Regions from separate parts of the Homo sapiens genome. Here regions 1 and 2 are each linked to region 3. The links are chromatin loops, found by intact Hi-C in ENCODE. Cell type or tissue: heart left ventricle. All regions are shown on one strand. Each heading gives the region's core, and the rest is flanking DNA. Links, peaks and the distances in the headings are about the cores only.

Evidence for each region. A loop is a pair of places that touch in the nucleus more often than their neighbours do. Peaks named below come from ENCODE experiments on the same cell type or tissue, not always from the same donor. Only the 100,000 strongest peaks of a DNase experiment are listed, where the experiment ranks them.
Region 1: a loop joins it to region 3, with 2.2 times the contacts of the local background. A loop is called at or near these places in 16 of 110 quality-filtered maps.
Region 2: it touches region 3 in a loop (5-fold over the local background); 19 of 110 quality-filtered maps call a loop at or near these places.

The regions. Positions count from the first base shown.
Region 1 is chr20:53,736,018-53,741,721 of GRCh38, forward strand. LOC124904933 (a long non-coding RNA gene) reads left to right here and starts at 746. Exons shown (of 2, transcript XR_007067660.1): 1 at 746-2,841; 2 at 4,387-5,704. RefSeq lists enhancers at 1-470, 471-1,374, 1,375-2,278 and a silencer at 4,553-4,847. In heart left ventricle, for the core only: no CTCF peak of the experiment used is centred there; a DNase peak (open chromatin) is centred at 2,694; H3K4me3 peaks cover 2,757 bases; H3K27ac peaks cover 2,917 bases.
Region 2 is chr20:53,591,629-53,597,332 of GRCh38, forward strand. It overlaps ZNF217 (zinc finger protein 217), which reads right to left and starts at 2,211. Exons shown (of 6, transcript NM_006526.3): 1 at 2,128-2,211. RefSeq lists silencers at 922-1,161, 1,582-1,731, 2,222-2,301, 2,392-3,231 and an enhancer at 5,032-5,081. In heart left ventricle, for the core only: a CTCF peak has its summit at 2,558; DNase peaks (open chromatin) are centred at 1,073, 1,623, 2,203 and 2,763; H3K4me3 peaks cover 4,129 bases; H3K27ac peaks cover 4,668 bases.
Region 3 is chr20:53,867,537-53,873,240 of GRCh38, forward strand. No RefSeq gene overlaps it. Among named protein-coding and RNA genes, the nearest start is that of BCAS1-AS1, 45 kb to the right of the region's middle. In heart left ventricle, for the core only: a CTCF peak has its summit at 2,452 (motif pointing left); no DNase peak of the experiment used is centred there; H3K27ac peaks cover 495 bases.

The sequences.
Region 1 (5,704 bases), core at 170-5,169, 130 kb before region 3:
AAGCTCCCAAATAATCAATGATGACCACTCTCAGTGCTGGACTGAACGATAATATTACAGTCACTTCTTATTCAGAGGTAGTGCTCAACTTCCCCATTATTTATTGATTTTCCCCCAAAGTTATCAAGTTCTAAAGCCTAATTATTGGTGTAATAGCTGAGATGTTAAGAGAATTGTAAGCCCCTTTAGCTAATGCATGGCATATGTTGAAGGGATTCAGCTAATTCACATATCTGTCTGCACTATTAATAGAGAAGGTTACATGCCAATTATCCAGGCTTCAATCAGCCTGTTTGGATACAATAGAGGCAGTGTTCACACACTTGATGTGCCACATTCCTTCCCGACATCAGAAGCAGCTGGTCCAGATAAAGACCGCTGGGGTTTTGATATTTAGGAATCACGTCCACGGAAGAGCTGGAGTTGAGACTTGATTGCTTCATGGACAAATTCCCTGCAGGTATCTTTAACCTGGACTCTTTTGAAAAATGCCTAGTAGGTTTGCAGTTCACTGGGCTTTACACTTTTCCTGCTCAGACTTGTTGGGTGGGTGGGTGGGTGGAGGTGCTGAGGAAGAGGAGAAAGACAAAGGAGCAAATAGCTCCAAGGACAAAGCAGGGAATAATAGGAACGGGCAAATGGATTCCAATAAAATAAAGAACCCGCACACATTCTTGTGCCCAGTTTTAGAACCAAACAGGCTAAGACATTTTCCTCCTAAGAGCTCAACTTCGTGTGTTGAAAAATAGGTGGATGGATAAATATCTCTGTATATTTCACCTGCATTCTTTTCTTTTTATTTTTTTCCCCTTTCATTTCTTTTTTTCCTCTGATTCAGAAGCTGGACTGGAAGTGTTGTAATATCATCAGAAAATGCTGCTTCCGGTGGTATTTTTAACCAGGAACAGAAGCTGAAGTGTCTGAAACCACCGGAGAAAGCCCCTGCTCTCCTGAGAGCTGTTCTCTAATTTTGCTGGCAGAGAGCATTGGATCAGTGATCAGAAAGTTAAAATGGCAGATGTTGGGGCTTCTAGGGGGAGGGGAGGCAGATACCTGATACTCTCCGGCATTTGTTTTTTTATCCTTCCCCTTACCTTCCTTTCTCGGATCACAATATCCTTCCCCTTACCTTCCTTTCTCAGATCACAAAACAGAGCTGGCGTCCACTTTTCTAAGGTCACACAGCCAAATGCTGGCACAACAGTAAACAAACAAACAAACAAAAAACAACCATCCCCAGGACCTGCCTCTCAGGCTGCATCCTGACCCTCCTGACATTTCTCAAATACAGCAGCAGACCTCAATACTTTTTACAAAAATCACCAAAAGCTAATCAACAACAGGCAGATAGCCCATGTCAGCCGTTGTTTCATGTGCTATTTCAGCTCCGTGTGTATTTTTTCACCCTCCCAGATGAAAATACAGTAATTAACTCCATACAGAGGGGGGATGGAGGGAGGAAACTCCCTTTTTTTTTTCCCTTCCCCTAGACTTGAAAAGAAATTCTGGCAGATAATTTGGCTGAACATGAAAAGGGAGAGGCTGCTTACAGCCGCCCAGATAAAGTGCTAGGTTGGTGAGGCTTTGCGGGCTAAGTTGGTTATTTCACGCCATGAAAAGCAGACATTTATCTGTTCCCATGGAGATGTGATTTCTACTAGTCAATCAGGCACTGGGGAGGTCAGACAATAGCCAGTGGTTCCCTTTTTCATCTCAAGAGACAGTCCATTCCTGTTCTATTGTAACATTTCACCTACATTTAAAGGAATCTAAATGATCTCTCCGAAATACCTGCAGACGCAGCCATTATATTTTCAAGTGATCAAAATTAGCAGACATTCCAGCTGCCTCAGAGGTAGACGGGGCGTGCCCCCCACCCCCCAGTTTCAGATCATAGGTTGTTCCAGCACCATCCTTATTTGGATAATTTTGGCTTCCACACTTGATCCTTCCCTCCTGAATAAAATAATAAGGTCATAAATTACATGTTAAAATTTGGGGAGTGGGCAGAGGACTTCAAACAGAACATCGCGGGAGCAAGAGAACGCTGCCCAGAAGAGAGCAAAGCCCAGAACTACTGCAAGTTTGATAAACTGTAAACTTTGTTCCCGGTCACAGGACTGGGAACCGCCTGAAAACTGCACATGCAGAAATGATTAGGGCTGTTATTTGATCTTCAGTGTTTGCTATCAATCCCAGAAAGCAGATCATGTCTATTTGCCAAATATGTTTATTTCAGTAGGTGAATTGCAGTGTAAGCACCTAGAAACTAGGATTCACATAAGGACTTTGAAAATGATCTCCGAAGTGTCTCTTTTTCCCGCATCATTTTCACACATGCCTAAGGCAGAAGAAAACGTAACGGGGGTGGGGGGCCTTCTTCGAGCTAATTGAGAAGCAAGAGGCTATTTCCATGGGATCCCATTTGAAAACGCTGTCTGAGAGGCTTTTCCAACTCTCAGAGCATATTTGAGACGCAGACTGTCAAATGTGACTTACACAGAAGGCCGTTCACAGGATGGCAGCGTAACAGAAAACAGCAGACAGGCAAGGCCATTAAGTAACTTCATGCTTGTTAATGGGAGTCACTCAAGTGCAGCTCAACTGCGCAAGGCAGGAAAGTAAACACAAATACGACTCCTGGTTTGCCACAAGCCCGGCCTCTGTAGTGAGAGAGCTGTGACTGCGTTTCCAGCTCCTTGAAGGCAGAGAGACTCCTGCCTTTCGGGGCGGGCGGGCTGGAACAAAGACACCAACGGGGCCACCTCGGAAAGTCTTTTTGAGCAGTTTCAGCAAATAGCATTTAAGGGAAGGGAAAAAAACTCCAATGTACTCAATAAGGTACAGTATAATATCCCATTATTGAGGAGCCAAAAAGCAGGGATTTACCGCAAACGTTTTTGGGAGCTCGATTTCTCTGGAAAGACAGGGCACGCATTTCTCATGTATCGTGGGCCAGTATTTGACCATTTCCTGTGACCATTTCTTTACATAATTTTCTCAGTTTAGTTTTTAAAAATTAAAATAGAAGTCATACCTAATCTCTTTAAAACGTTCAAACAGTATAAAATTAAGGTAAAGGAGTTGAAGTTCCTCATTCCTTTTGCTCACTCCCACGCAGCTCATGATCTCACCAGAGATAGCTAATAACTACTTTTTAACAGTGTGAAACATATTTTCCAGACGTTTTCCATAAAATGCACATATACAAATACACATGCTTTGTTTTAAATACACCACTGGTATCATATTTATAGACACTGTTATACAACTTGCTTTTTTCACTTTGAGTATCGATCATGGACAATTTCCAATGTAGGTATTTTTCTAGTGAGCTATAAATTTTGGGGAACCATGTCATACATGCTCCTGGGGAAAATTCAAATTATAGGGCTTGTGGGGAAGGGTGGGTCTCCCTCCTCCCCCGCAGACAATGACTATTAGCAGTTTGTAGTGTCTCATGCCAGAAATAGTCCACGCATAGATCAGCATATATGCATATCGAACGCTCACACCTTTCTTTGTCTTTACACAAGTATCTTTCAGCTTGCATTTTCCACTTAAATCTCTTGGACAGCACTCTGTGTTAGAAAAACTTGATGTTTTAAGTGGTGGCATAGTATTTCTTTAAATGGTATTCCTTAATGTATTTCACTTGCCCTTTTTCACAGACTTTTTGGTGGCTTTCAGTGTTTGCTTCTACAAACAGTGCTACAATAAGTAGTCTGGTGTGTACCCAGTGATTCTCTGCTCAAACACACTCACTCCTTTCTGAAAGCGACTCCTATTACACCACACCTGTCCTAAAGTTGCTGTAATCCAAAGAAAAATGGATCGAATTAACTTTTTTTTTAAAACGAGGGTTTTAAGCAGAACATTATTAACCCATTAAAAATCTGTGATAATAAACTCGTGCCCTTTCCTGTGGTTTTTAGTCTCTCCTTCAGCTTGAGAGTAAGAGATTCATGAAAATGAAAAGAAAAAGTCTATCCCATCCTCACCTCCTCATCCCCTATCAGCCATGTCAAGATCACTACATAGCATCCCATGCCTGCTTATTACAAATGCATACTTCACACTGAGTAATTCCTTTCCATCTACTCCTTTCATCTTGGGCTCAGAGAAAGATCGCAGCTCACGCTTACAACTTAGGTGCAGACTTCTGCTCTTTTTTTGTGTGCAGGAGTAAAGCCACTGGGGATTTAGAACAAAGTGTGTCCTTGGAAAGAAGTGGGTAGAATTTTGTGTGTGCAGTAGGTGGGGGAGGGAACCCCCTCCCGAGGGAGGAGTTCGATTTCATTATACAGTTGGAAACCCGGTGAAATCATGTATACGACTGGATCTTTTCGCTCAGCGAGTGAGGTCTTTTTGTTCTTTGTCTTGCAGTGTGTACAGCAAATTTCTGTTGTGCCTGGGAAGAAGGAAATTTGAGTTAAAGAGGAGGCCCGCTCCATATGCCTTGTCACAAGTACACTCACTGAAACATTAATTCACGAAGAGATTGCAACAAGACCAAAACGAAAGAGGAACAGGGCCTGACAATGTTCAGAGAAGGAAAACCGAAGAAGTAACCATCCCCAAGTTAAAAATGACGTGGGGATGAAAAAATAGGTTGCCTGTTGTATTTGTCATTGAAATGCACAATCTTGTTTACTGTTTATCTTGAGACTCTGGGAGCTCTCCTGCTGCTTAGGAAAAAAGAGGCAAAGGTTTAGGAAGAAATGCTAGTCATAAGAAAGAGAGGCATTAGAAACCCTAGAGAGAATGGGAGGTGTAAATAGTATGTGGGCATTTGGCAATCACCACAAAGAAATGGGAGACAAAGGCAAGTGTCTGATGCCAGAAATCCTAAAAACTTGAGTGGAAAACCCAGACACAATAAAAATGTCCAAAAGAAAAAAAAGGCAAAATCCCATGAGATCTTTTTTTTTCTCTGTGATGTTACCTAATGGAGAAAATAAAGGTGGGTTTTGCCACAGTGATCATGGTGCCGTATCCTAAAGGAAGTAGCTTCATGATAAGCCTTCAGAGGCTCTCTCCAGGCCAGCCCCAGCCTTAGGACAAAATGGGACAATCTTGGGGGACAATTTCTTTCTCCAAAAAGGGGATGAGATTGGGCAGAAGAAACACTTGCAGGGCAGAGTTATTATCTCTCTCCCCGAAGAGTTTAATCAATTGTGGTCATTTACAGATCTCTGTCGTTGTCCTTTTCTCTCTCCCTCTTTCTTTTTCTTTCTTTCTTTCTTTCTTTCTTTCTTTCTTTCTTTCTTTCTTTCTTTTTCTTTCTTCTTTCTTTCTTTTTCTTTCTCTCTCTTTCTTTTTTTCTTTTCTTCTTTCTTTCTGATGACTTTGCCTTGAAAGGAATTGCTTAGGAAAGAGGGAAAAGGCATTTTTAGTCAAAAGCTAAGCTAAGATCAAATTAAATCGGGCAATGGAAACCTCCTCTGGAGGCTGTGCAGTAGAGTGTGACACCTCCTAATTTCATGACTTGGGCAGATTGCTTCATTTTCCTACTGTAAAAAAAAGGAAAACGATAATAACAGGTAATGTTTATTGAACTCCTACATGGAATAAGTATTTTATACACAGATCCATTTCACCCTCTGAATCTAATGAGGTAGTATAATTATTATCTCCGTTTTATAGATGAGTGGAGGCTCAGATCACCCAGCTAGAAAATGGAGATAGAATATAATTCTAGATC
Region 2 (5,704 bases), core at 271-5,270, 280 kb before region 3:
ATATGACTTCCCAGAAGGAAAAAAGTTATCTACCATTAAGGACACACCTTAAAAGTTCTTAGCACACATTAAGTAAGCACAAACTAGTGGCTTGCCTGTTATATTTTCAGACAAAAAGCAATGAGGTTATTCCTCTGCACTTGTCACTGCAGACACATCAAGGCTTTTAGAAACTACATCTATTACTCGTTGTCTAAGTATCATAAAACTTAGCATTTTAAGTCTTGTTTGATATCAATCAAGAAAGAACATCCACTTCAGGGGAAAGAAGTACAGTAAAATAAGAACATTGTAAATCTCCTTCTTGACATATACAAAAGAGAAGGTAAAAGGCCTCCTAAGACCCCTACCTAGTGGCCAGGCCTGGACGGCAGCTGTTGCTACCTCGCCTTTTCTTTTGTTGAGCTTAATCTCATGTCAAGTCATTCAACCAACTCAAAAGCAATGAAGACATAATTGAATCAACCTGAACTAAATCAGACCTAGGCTTCTTAAAACATACAGCTTAATGCTTCCAAACGATCTAGAAAACTGAAAAACCTAGCTACGCTGTAGGACACACAGTGGCCAATAATACAGGACCCCCAAACTGGCCAGTGGACCACTGCAACCGCCATTTACTTTCTCCGTGTTTAGGAATGTTCAACGCTCCAAGCCCCATAGACTGATTCAGGAAGATAAACTGAGGCTCAAGGAATTTCGAGGTAGAACAATACACCAAAGCCTTAAACCTGAAATGACTACCCTTTTCTGGGGGGTGGGGGGAAAGAAAAAGAAAAAAAAGTTTCTGGGGCTCTCAGGGCGGCCCAGATGCCAGGGTCCCAGAAGTGGCCTTTTCTAGCTCCTGTAACTAAACCTGGCGGAAAACTCCCTGCCTGCTCACCCCACCCCCACCCGCCCAAGAAAGCGCCTTCCCGTCTTCGGTGGCCCTACCCAGAATCCCAAAATGTGGGTTCCAACCCGGGCCCTGAACATCTTCTCAAACTCCCGGGACCCAGGTTCCGGCGCGCGCCCCGCGTGCCGGGTCTTGCCCCTCGGGCGGGACCGCCCAGGCAGCCCCAAATCCAGCCTCCCGGGCCCCCAGCAGCGCCCTCCGCCTCTCCACCATCCCGTCCGGCTCGCAGTCGGGGCCAAATCGAGAGACAAGAGGGCTGTGCCTGAAACTGAGCGGTTTCACCACTCGGCACCTCCTGGCAGAAACTTCCCTTAAAAAAAAAAAAAAAGAAAAGAAAAAAAAAAGCAGCAGCACTTTTGGGCTAGCATTTCAATCCTTCCTGCCCTTTAGAGTTCCCAGTTCTGCTTCCAGCTGGCTTTGGGTGTTCCACTAGAATTGAGTTGTAAAGATATTCTTTAAGTGTTTATAGAACATTAAGACTTAAAAAAATCTTTAAAATTAGAGGAGGGAAAAAAAAAGCCACCTTATCGCACACATCCAGGAAACGCAGCCCCGTGCATCCCTGTTCAGGGATGAGCAGGCGCCCCAAGACTCCCGGGGACAGATTTTTGGGCACCCGAGGGAGTCACGGGGCGCGCGTCGGGGTCCGCGGCGAGGCCCAGCCCCTCCCGCGGTCCCTTAGAGGCGCCCTCCGCCCGGCCCGAGTGGACCGTCCCGGCCATTGTTTACGGGGGGATGCCCGTCCGGACGCATTGTTTTGGCCGCTTCCAACTTGCCCCGGCCCTTCCCCGGGCATCGCGGGGGGACCCTACGCCGACGTTCCCCCTCCGCCCGCGCCCCAAGGGCCAACTGGGCAAATTGGGAGACCCGCCCCGCGGGGCGACCCAACTTTTCGGAACAGCCCCCCACCGCCCACCCCCGCAGACCCCCGCTCCCGGCGGAGATTCAGGGAACCCCGCACCCCAAGCCCCTCTGAATCGTGCGGCGTGAGTGTGACGGCCAAGAGCGGATGCAGCCCGGGATCGCCCGCACCTTCCCGCGGGCGGAAGCGCAGGAGCCGGCTGGGGAGGGGGCGCCCTAGAGGAGCGGATAGAAAGCTGAGACGGGGAACTGAGGTCATCCTGGGGGGGGACAAGACAACGAGAGCCGGGCGCCTCGGGGGCGGCGCGGGAGCCTCCGCAGGACCGGGCGGGCGCCCCGGCTGGCGCGGGCGGGGGGCGCGCCCCCTTTACCTGCGGCTCCGGCTCCTCGGCCATTTCCTCGCGCGGCGGCGGCCGGGACTGAGCTGACACCACTCGGGCCGGCCGGGTTTGAATGAGGAGGAGCGGGCGCGGAGGGGAGGGGGCGGGGAGGGCGGAGGGAGGGAGGGAGGCGTCGCGGAGTTTCTCTCAGCCTTTTGTGCGGACACCTCCCGGATTCCGCGCCCGCACCCGGCCCCCCAAAAGACACGGGGAGCCGCGGGCGAGGGGTGCAGCCATCCGCCGAGGAGCCTAGTGCCTTCGCGCCTCCAAGACCCCCCCCCAACAAAAAAGGAGCGTCCCCCACCCCCACCCCCGCCCGGAGAATATAGGGGCCGGGCTCACCTCGGGCGCGGGGCTAAGGTGAGCGGGGCGGGGGTGCGCACGGGGGCAAAGGCGCGGGCGCCCCCTACTCGTCCGCGCGGGGACAGTGCAGGCGCGGGGGGTCCCTAGAGCCGCCGGGGCGCGGCGCGTCCGGCGCTGGGGGACTGTTGGGTCAGAAAGTGTTCAGGGAGCAGCTGTTGCGCCCTCCCTCGGCCCCGCCGCTCGGAGACGCCCCGCCCCCTGCCTTCACCGGCCGCCCCGCCCCCTGCCTTCACCGGCCGCCCGGCCACGCCCCACACCGCCCCGGCCCCGCCCCAGCGCCCACGTGACTAGCATAGGCGCGCCCCTGCTCCGCCCCCCGCCGCCGACTCCGCCTCCGGGACGGGAGCGAGCGGCGAGCGCGCGCACTCCCAGTTCTCGCTCGGCGACTCCCGCGCACGCGCGCGCCGTGCCACCCTCCCCGCGCCCCCCGCCCCGCACCCCTCCTCCCGCCATCCGGCTTAACGTGGCGGGCGCGCGCCGCGGCGGTAGCCGTGACAGGTACCCGGGGAGGCCGGAGGGAGGGGGCCGCGAGGGTGTGCGCAGGCGCAGATCCGGCCCTGTCCCCGCCGCCCCCTCCTCTGCAAGGTGTGCGCGGGCGAGGGGAGGGGCCCGCGGCCCGAACCCCTGGGTCACCCCGAATTACAAACAAAAACCTTAACGCCGTTGCTCGCGGGTTAGAAGGCAGCTGTGCGCGAAAAACACCAAAGATTTTCTTCAAGCTTGAGGAAGGTCGAGAAGATAAACAGTTTTTAAATGAGTATCTTCAGAAAGCTATTTAATTGTTGTGATTTTTTTTTTTCTGAAAGGGCTGGGCTTGCGCTATTCTAACTTGAGATTTCTAAACTTAGCCTAGGTTCCAAGAATCTACTTGGTTTTGATAGAAATCCATTTGGAGGAAACCGGGGACAAAAAAAGGGACAAAAAAAAAAAAAAAAAAACCGCTACCCTTTCCCCTCCTCCCTACGCACAACTCATTTAAAGCGTTTCCCAAATGTTTTCTTTCCTTACTGAAAAAAAGGACAAAAAAAAGATCCTGATTCCTAAGGCCTGTGATATTTCCCCATTTTAAATAAGCTTCGAGGAACCATAGACATAACAAGCACATCCACAATTTTTCTACCCCAAAATGCAAACTAATGCAAATGTGAAATGGATCTATGCAAGTCGCTACTAACAAAATAGCCAAATATTTGTGTTTTTACCGGCCTTCAGCATATCCAAAATGAAAAAACTTTAAAACACATCAAGAAAAGCATTTAAAATATCTATTTCCTAAATCAAAAGAAAGAACGCACTACAGAAACGATCCGGAGCTGGTGAGCAATGCAATCTTAATAAATAGGAAAAGGAATTTGAGAAGACAGCTCAGCAAAGGGGAAGAATTTGCCAAGTGTCATGTTTTGCTGTCATTTTATATATAACTACTAACCCCACATATGGTCTGGTTAGTCTTTTTTAAAAAGGAAGCGAATCAATTACTCACAATTAATTAGCAGTGCCAGTAGATTCTTAGGCCAGCACTAAAAAACTAAATTGGGTGAATTTTTTTTCACTCAAGTCCACTGATATTGATCACTTTTAGTATTAGGATTCCTTTTCTGACAAAGGATGAATACCTATCTTTAAAATATATTTTTTAAACTTATTGTCACATTCTAAAACACAGTCCAAAAACACTTCATAAACAAGAAACTTCATTTAACTTTATGAAAACAAATGACTATGAGCCTTGCTACACAACAAAGAAACTATGACCAAGTGGAACCAGGTTGAGCCTGAAGTGTAACCTCATTCTACATGTTAATGGATAACCTTTGAACTCCGAGACCTTGAATGCTGTAAACACAATAGCACTGATAGTTAAAAATTCTAGTGTCAAAATCGAGCAAAAAGAAAAGTCCAAACTTTTCAGGGGGAATAGGGAAACAATCAAATATTTTGACAAATAATCGTTTCAGTAAGAACAAGGAGATTCCTGGCTCTCAGACCTTGTTGCTACTGAATTATTTTCTGAGCAAAAACGGTTGTGCTTGTTTTCCCCCTGTGCCCTCCAAAGCTACCACTTTGTTCACATTATAGCATCATGATTTGTTACTGTTTCGCCGCCTCTCTCAAAAAAAAAAAAGAGAGCGCCTTATTATGTTGTAGCTTTTAAAACTGAAAGATGATTATAATTCACTGATCTGTCTGCTAAGAGTTTTATTTATATGTGATCCTCCTTATGTTTGAGCAAAGAATTACAAAGAACCTTGTCCTGGAGTCGTGCCAACGAAACTGGGAAATCGTTGCAAAATTCTGCCAGTGACTGACTGCTGGGTTGCAAATACATACTGTGTTTTCAGAAGGACATAGAGGGATCTGAATTCGCCTGGGAGGGCTTTTCCCTAAGACACATTCTTCCCTTAGAATGTGAGACTCATACTTCCCATTTATTTGGAAAGCATGTATAGTTCAAACAATTAAAATATGGAAACTCCAAAAGTAACAGGAGAACACTGGAAGCATTTGGTTTTGTAATAAAAGCTAGGAACTCATACTGCACAAAGTGAAAATTGAAAATCGAACGTTGGTCTTCCTATGCTTAGCTCCACCCACAAGAAATCCAGCTTCGCCATCACTCCCTGCGTAGGCCATCTCTAAAGGAGTCAGGTGCTACTAGATGCCAGCAAAAAAACAAAGAATGGAACCAAAAGAGAAGCTCTGCACATGGTACTTGGAGAAGGGGCAGAAAATCCCCACTTCACCTTCTTTCAATGCAGCAAACATCAGCTACACCTCATTTTTCACAATCATCCAAACAGGCCCTCCTTAAGACATATTTCCTAGTATGCGCTTATAAAATCACACCATTATCTCTAATTTAATCCTAGTGATATAAGGCCTCTTCGTTTAGCCAACATCTGATTTTCTATCCAGATCCTGCCAGTCACAGCATGCTCAGATCTAGTAACATAACAAAAAAAAAAAAAGAAAAAAAAAAAAAAAACTTCTGATTTGCTGTATTTAACACTTACTGGAATCCTCTTTTGAGACTCAGCCTTAATTAGAAGAACAGAATGAGGTAGGATCTTCTTATTTCACAAGACGTTATTTTACTGTGGAACTATTATAGAAAAACTATTTGGAAACTGTGTGTAAATCCCTGGAGCTGAAACAGAGCCAACATAGATACGGGACGTAAAAGAATTCAGTGTTCAGAGCAGGA
Region 3 (5,704 bases), core at 314-5,313:
GGCTATTCTATAAAAAGGACACTTGGCTATTCTTTATAAAGGTTCCCCTTGTACTTTTATAGAATGTTTACAAGGTTAATAAGTATGCTTTTTTTTTTATCACTGTATATTTTAAATGGCCCAACGACTGCTCCCACGTTGATTTGAGAATCATTGAAACTGCCTGAATGGAGCAGGGGTATCCTTTGTTTCCCATTGATTTGGAAACAAAAGACTCAGGGGGGAAAGAAAAGTTTAGTTTGCTTCTGAATGCCATATGCAGATGAACGTTCTGCTGATAAAATACACCAAGGATCTGAAAACTTTTTCAAGTCTTAGAACAGGAAGGTTACTCTTGCAGTCACACTGCATGTTTGAACCTGCCTTCCATTTTTCATTTCTCCCATTGTGCCCTGGGCTACCATGGGATTACTTATGTCACACACCCAAGTCTTCGGAAAAAAATAAACAGCAGTCAATAGAAGAGAACCACCATCAAACGAGGCAAAAGTTGTCTGCTGTTTCTTACTTAGGAAATACCCCATGGACATCATCAGTAAATAAGGTCCCCCACTTTCCCCCTCATCATTTTTCCCAATTTCTCTATATCCAAGATTCCCATCCTTGGCGCTAATATTTACGACTAGAACATTCTTTATTGTTGGTGGCTGTCCCGGGCAGTGTAGGGTGCTCACCAGTATCTGGTGACAGTAGCTGTTCCCTCTACAGTCATGAAAATAAAAAATGTGAAAATTGAGAGCTGGGCACAGTGGGTTCACCTGTAGCCCCAGCTACTCAGATGGCTGAGGCAGGAGGTTCCTTTAAGCCCAGGAGTTCTAGTCAAGCCTGGGTAATGTAGGAAGACATTGCCTCTAAAATACATATATACACATATATATTTTATATACAATATATTATATATTTTATATACAATATATTATATATTTTATATACAATATATTATATATTTTATATACAATATATTATATATTTTATATACAATATATTATATATTTTATATACAATATATTATATATTTTATATACAATATATTATATATTTTATATACAATATATTATATATTTTATATACAATATATTATATATTTTATATACAATATATTATATATTTTATATACAATATATTATATATTTTATATACAATATACTACATATGATATATTATATATAATTTATTATTTATATATAATATATATTATAGAATATATATTATGTAATATATATAATCATAATATATAATATATATAATAATATATTATATATATTATATATCATATATAACGCATATAATATATATTATATAATGCATATAATATATATTATATAAAACATAATATATATAATACATACAACATATAATATATTGTATATATAATACATACAATATATAATGTATTATATATAATATATTTTATATAATATATTATATATTATATATTTTATATAATATATTATATATAATATATTTTATATATAATATATATTTTATATATAAAACTAAAATAAATGTTATATATAATGTATAAATTTATATACAAATATAATTATACATAAATATAAATATCTAGAATATAGCATATATGGTATAGATCATATATATCATACTATATTATAATATATATTATAATATATAGTATTATAGTATGATATATACTATATTTTATATTATATACTATATACTATATGATATGCATCATATATTATATGATATATAGTACATACTATATATGTATCATATATTATATGATATATAATATATATAATATATAACATGTAGGATATACACTATATAATTTTATATATAATATAGTATACATATTATATATAAGTATGCAGCCTAAGCAATATGGCAAAACTCCGTCTCTACAAAAAAATTAGCTGGGGGTGGTGGTATGTGCCTGTGGTCTCAGTTACTCAGGAGTCTGAGGCGGGAGGATCAGCTGAACCTGGGGAGGTCGAGGCTGCAGTGAGCCACGACTGCACTTCAGCCTGGGCAACTGAGTGAGAACTTGTCTCAAAAAAAAAAAAAAAAAAAAAAAGTAAAGTGTCAACGTTGCCAATGTTTCCAAGAAGGGGAGGTGGGGGGTTGGCTTCTGGTTGGGAAATACTACTTGAGAACCATCTGCCCACAGACTCCTGCTTGAGAAAAGAAGAGGTTAGTTAAATGCTCAGCCAGTTATAATGAAAACAACTGGTTACAAAATCGTACTTTTAGTCAGAATTCATAGAGTAGAACTTAAAATAGACAAAAGGAAAGGGAAATAATGCATCAAGGGACCCAGAGATCACAGAATAGCCAGCCCTTCATTTTCAGGTGAGGGCCTCTGTGGGAAGGTGCGTTCCAAGCCACACAGTTGGAAGTTGAGCGAACTGAACCAAGGCTGGGCTTTTGTGTTTGCTGTTTAAACAGTGTGTGGTTTTACTCACCTACCATAGTGCTCCTCCTACTGGTGGGCACCTTAGAGTAGGCTGAAAACAACGTGTCTCACTGTCCTTTTTTGTTTGTCTCTGAGTATTTTTCCTTATGATCTTGAAGTAACATTTACTTAATTTGCAATGAATGAAAACAGGCATGTACAGCAATCGTTTAAAAAGTATATTTTATGAGGTTTTGTAAGGATAATAGATTAAAAATTATTGTAGTGACTGTAAATAAATATGGCTATAAAAAGTTAAATTCTTTTTGGCATATAAGATACATCTTTGCTCCTTTAGTAGGTGTAGTTTACATCAACTATTTTGTTATATATCTAAAAAAGAGAAGCCATGCCCAGAACCAAGTATTCCAAGTCCTATAATCATAAAGGTAATACTAGTAATGAGTGTTTCATGTTTACTTTTTAAAAAATAAGTTTTGAATTATGAGCTGTCCTGAGCAATAGCACAGGTGGACAGAATAGCATCACAAACAGTCCTGAGCTCAGCACTCTGCTTGACTGGTTTTGAGCTCTCCTGTTTCAGGGTCTTTTCAGGTCCTTCTGGCCAGGAACCGTCTTTCCTTTGCAGGGCTCACACCTTCCTTCCTTCATGCAAGCCTCTGCTGAGATGTTATCTCTTCGGACAGGTCTCCTGACTGCTCTATTTGTAGTGAATGCAACTCCTAAATGTATTCTGTATCATAAACAAAAAGCACCCTCCATCTCCCCTGGTCACTCTTCATAGCACTTATTATATATTTGTTTGACTTATTTATTGTCTAGCTTATCCAACTAGAATCCAGGCTGTGACTCGCTGAGGGCTTTGTTTTGTCTACCAATACCCAGAAGGATGCCTGTTATACTGCAGGCACTGAGTAAATATCTATTGAATAAAAGTATTATTGCCTGGGCAAACTTTGTAGGCAAGAGCAGGCTAGTAACAGTTTGGTGTAGGTTGATGAATTCTTACACTCTGGTAAATGACCTTTGTCTTTTTAAGTATAATAATATTATGTTTAATGTTTAAATGGCTTAACACGACAAATTATATTTCCAAGAGTTAATCATTTATCCATCTTAAATAACAGGTCTTGTTTTCAGTAGAGAAAAGTTTAAGAAGAAATATAAAAAATGGCCTTTCAGCCTACTGATCAGAGAAGCCCTAGTGACACTTAAACAAGCAAACAAACAAATAAAAACACGAGTTTAGGCTGCGGCTGCTCATGCCTGTAATCCCAGCACTTTGGGAGGCTGAGGCAGGCAGATCACCAGCCTGGCCAACATGGTGAAACTCCGTCTCTACTAAAAATACAAAAATTTGCCAGACGTGGTGGCACATGCCTGTAATCCCAGCTATTCCGGAGGCTGAGGCAGGAGAATTGATTGAACCTGGGAGGCGGAGGTTGCAGTGAGCCAAGACTGGGTCACCGCACTCCAGCCTGGGTGATTGAGCGAGACTCTGTCTCAAAAAAAAAAAAAAAGTTTAGAGTTAGAAACTTAAAATTTTATGGAAAGGTACAGAATAAAAAGTGGCAGATGTTCCCCTGTGTACTTTCTTGTTCCTTTCATAAAAATAAAACTCCTGTAACTAATTTCTCATGGATTGTTCCAGAAAAAATTTTCTATGCCTATAGGCATAACTTTATCAACAAAATACACATTCTCTTAAATTGCTTTAAAGATACACACACATGCACGTGCACTTCCCAGAAGTTTCTGTAACAACCCTTGCACAATTTATACTTAGATATTTATTTGCACAACCATATTGTGAATATCACCTCCACCTGTCTGCCTGTCCCCTGTTCCCTCCCTAGTGCCTGGCACGCAGCAGGTAATGACCTATTCATTGAGTGAATAACTAAACTAGTACATCCTCGTTTAACAGAAGGCACTATGCTTTTATTAATGCACCCTGACAAACAGAATTCTTATACCACTAGTTAAGTTCTTCAAGATTCATACTCAATGAATATTGATGGTTTTTTTAAAAATTGATTTTGTTCTAGGTGCTTTCACATGAATGGGATCCTCAGGCTAATCTCCTGAAGTGGTTATTTTAATTCCTGTTCTTCAGATGAGAAAATGGAGACTCACAGAGTTAAAGCCAAATTATATAATAAGAGCTTAATTCTAGGAAAAGGTTCTAGGCCTTTGTGCCCTACTTATATTTCTAAGTCTCTTCCTTTCTGCTAGTTTCAAAAGTAAGAATGCTATGAATGTTTAAGCTTAGCTCTGAATACCAAATATTTCTGTACAGTCTGTCATGCTACAAAGGTTCATTTCAAATCTAATTAGCCCAGCAGATAAAACAAGGAGCTGGAGACTCTAAATAAACCACTAACAAACAAAAAACACCTCTAACACAAAAGAAATCTCTTGATGGTGTAAAAACTAAGCAATGTGGCTTCTAAGAACGTGGCTTCTGAACAGCTCAGAATCAAAACACAGGAAGTAAGCTGTTAATGGCACAATGAAATGAATAAAAACTATTTTGGGGGTGAACCAGAATTTGCTCTGCTATTTACTGGTTCGTGTTCAAAGTGGGGAGAGGGGCCTTGGGGTCAAGAGTTTCCCCAGTGGCCCTATTTCCAAGAAGAAATAGCCAATACACAACTCTGTAAAAAAATTAAAAAACATGGAATTGCACACTTAAAATGGATGAATATTATGATATGTAAATCATGTCTCAATCAAGCTGTTAGAAAGAAAGAAAGAAGAAAGAAAAAGCAAGCAAGCAAGCGAGCCAAATTTAATGCGGTTTTACTTTGCCAGCTGTCAGCTGGTACAGATTTTGGTCGTGTGTGGTGTGTGTGTGTGTGTGTGTGTGTGTGTGTTTAAAAAATGTGGTCTGTGATCCAGAGCATACCAGGATGTGGGAGACTCACAGGTTACTGTTTAATATTATATAGAAAACGTGTGCAGAGCCAAGGAGGGGAAAACAGTTCTGTAATTAAAAGACAGGACTAGGGCTTCCTGAGATGTAAAAATAGATGAAAAAGGTGAATCTTTTGTTCTGTGGGTGTTGCCACAACGTCACCTACTAGGGTGAAACTGCAGTGTGTACCACTCGCCTCCCACTTATAGCTGGTCCGTTGATTCCGTTGACTCGGAATAGCAGCCTTGTTCCATCTGCTGGAGTCAGAGGTTTATGGAGGCAGAAAGTGTGTGGAATTATTTCCAAAAAAAATAATCACAGGAACGGGGAGAGGGAGGGAGGAAGAGAGAGAGAAAAAGAGAGAGAGAGAGAGAGAGACAGAGAGAAAGGAGAAATGAATTTTCAGAATA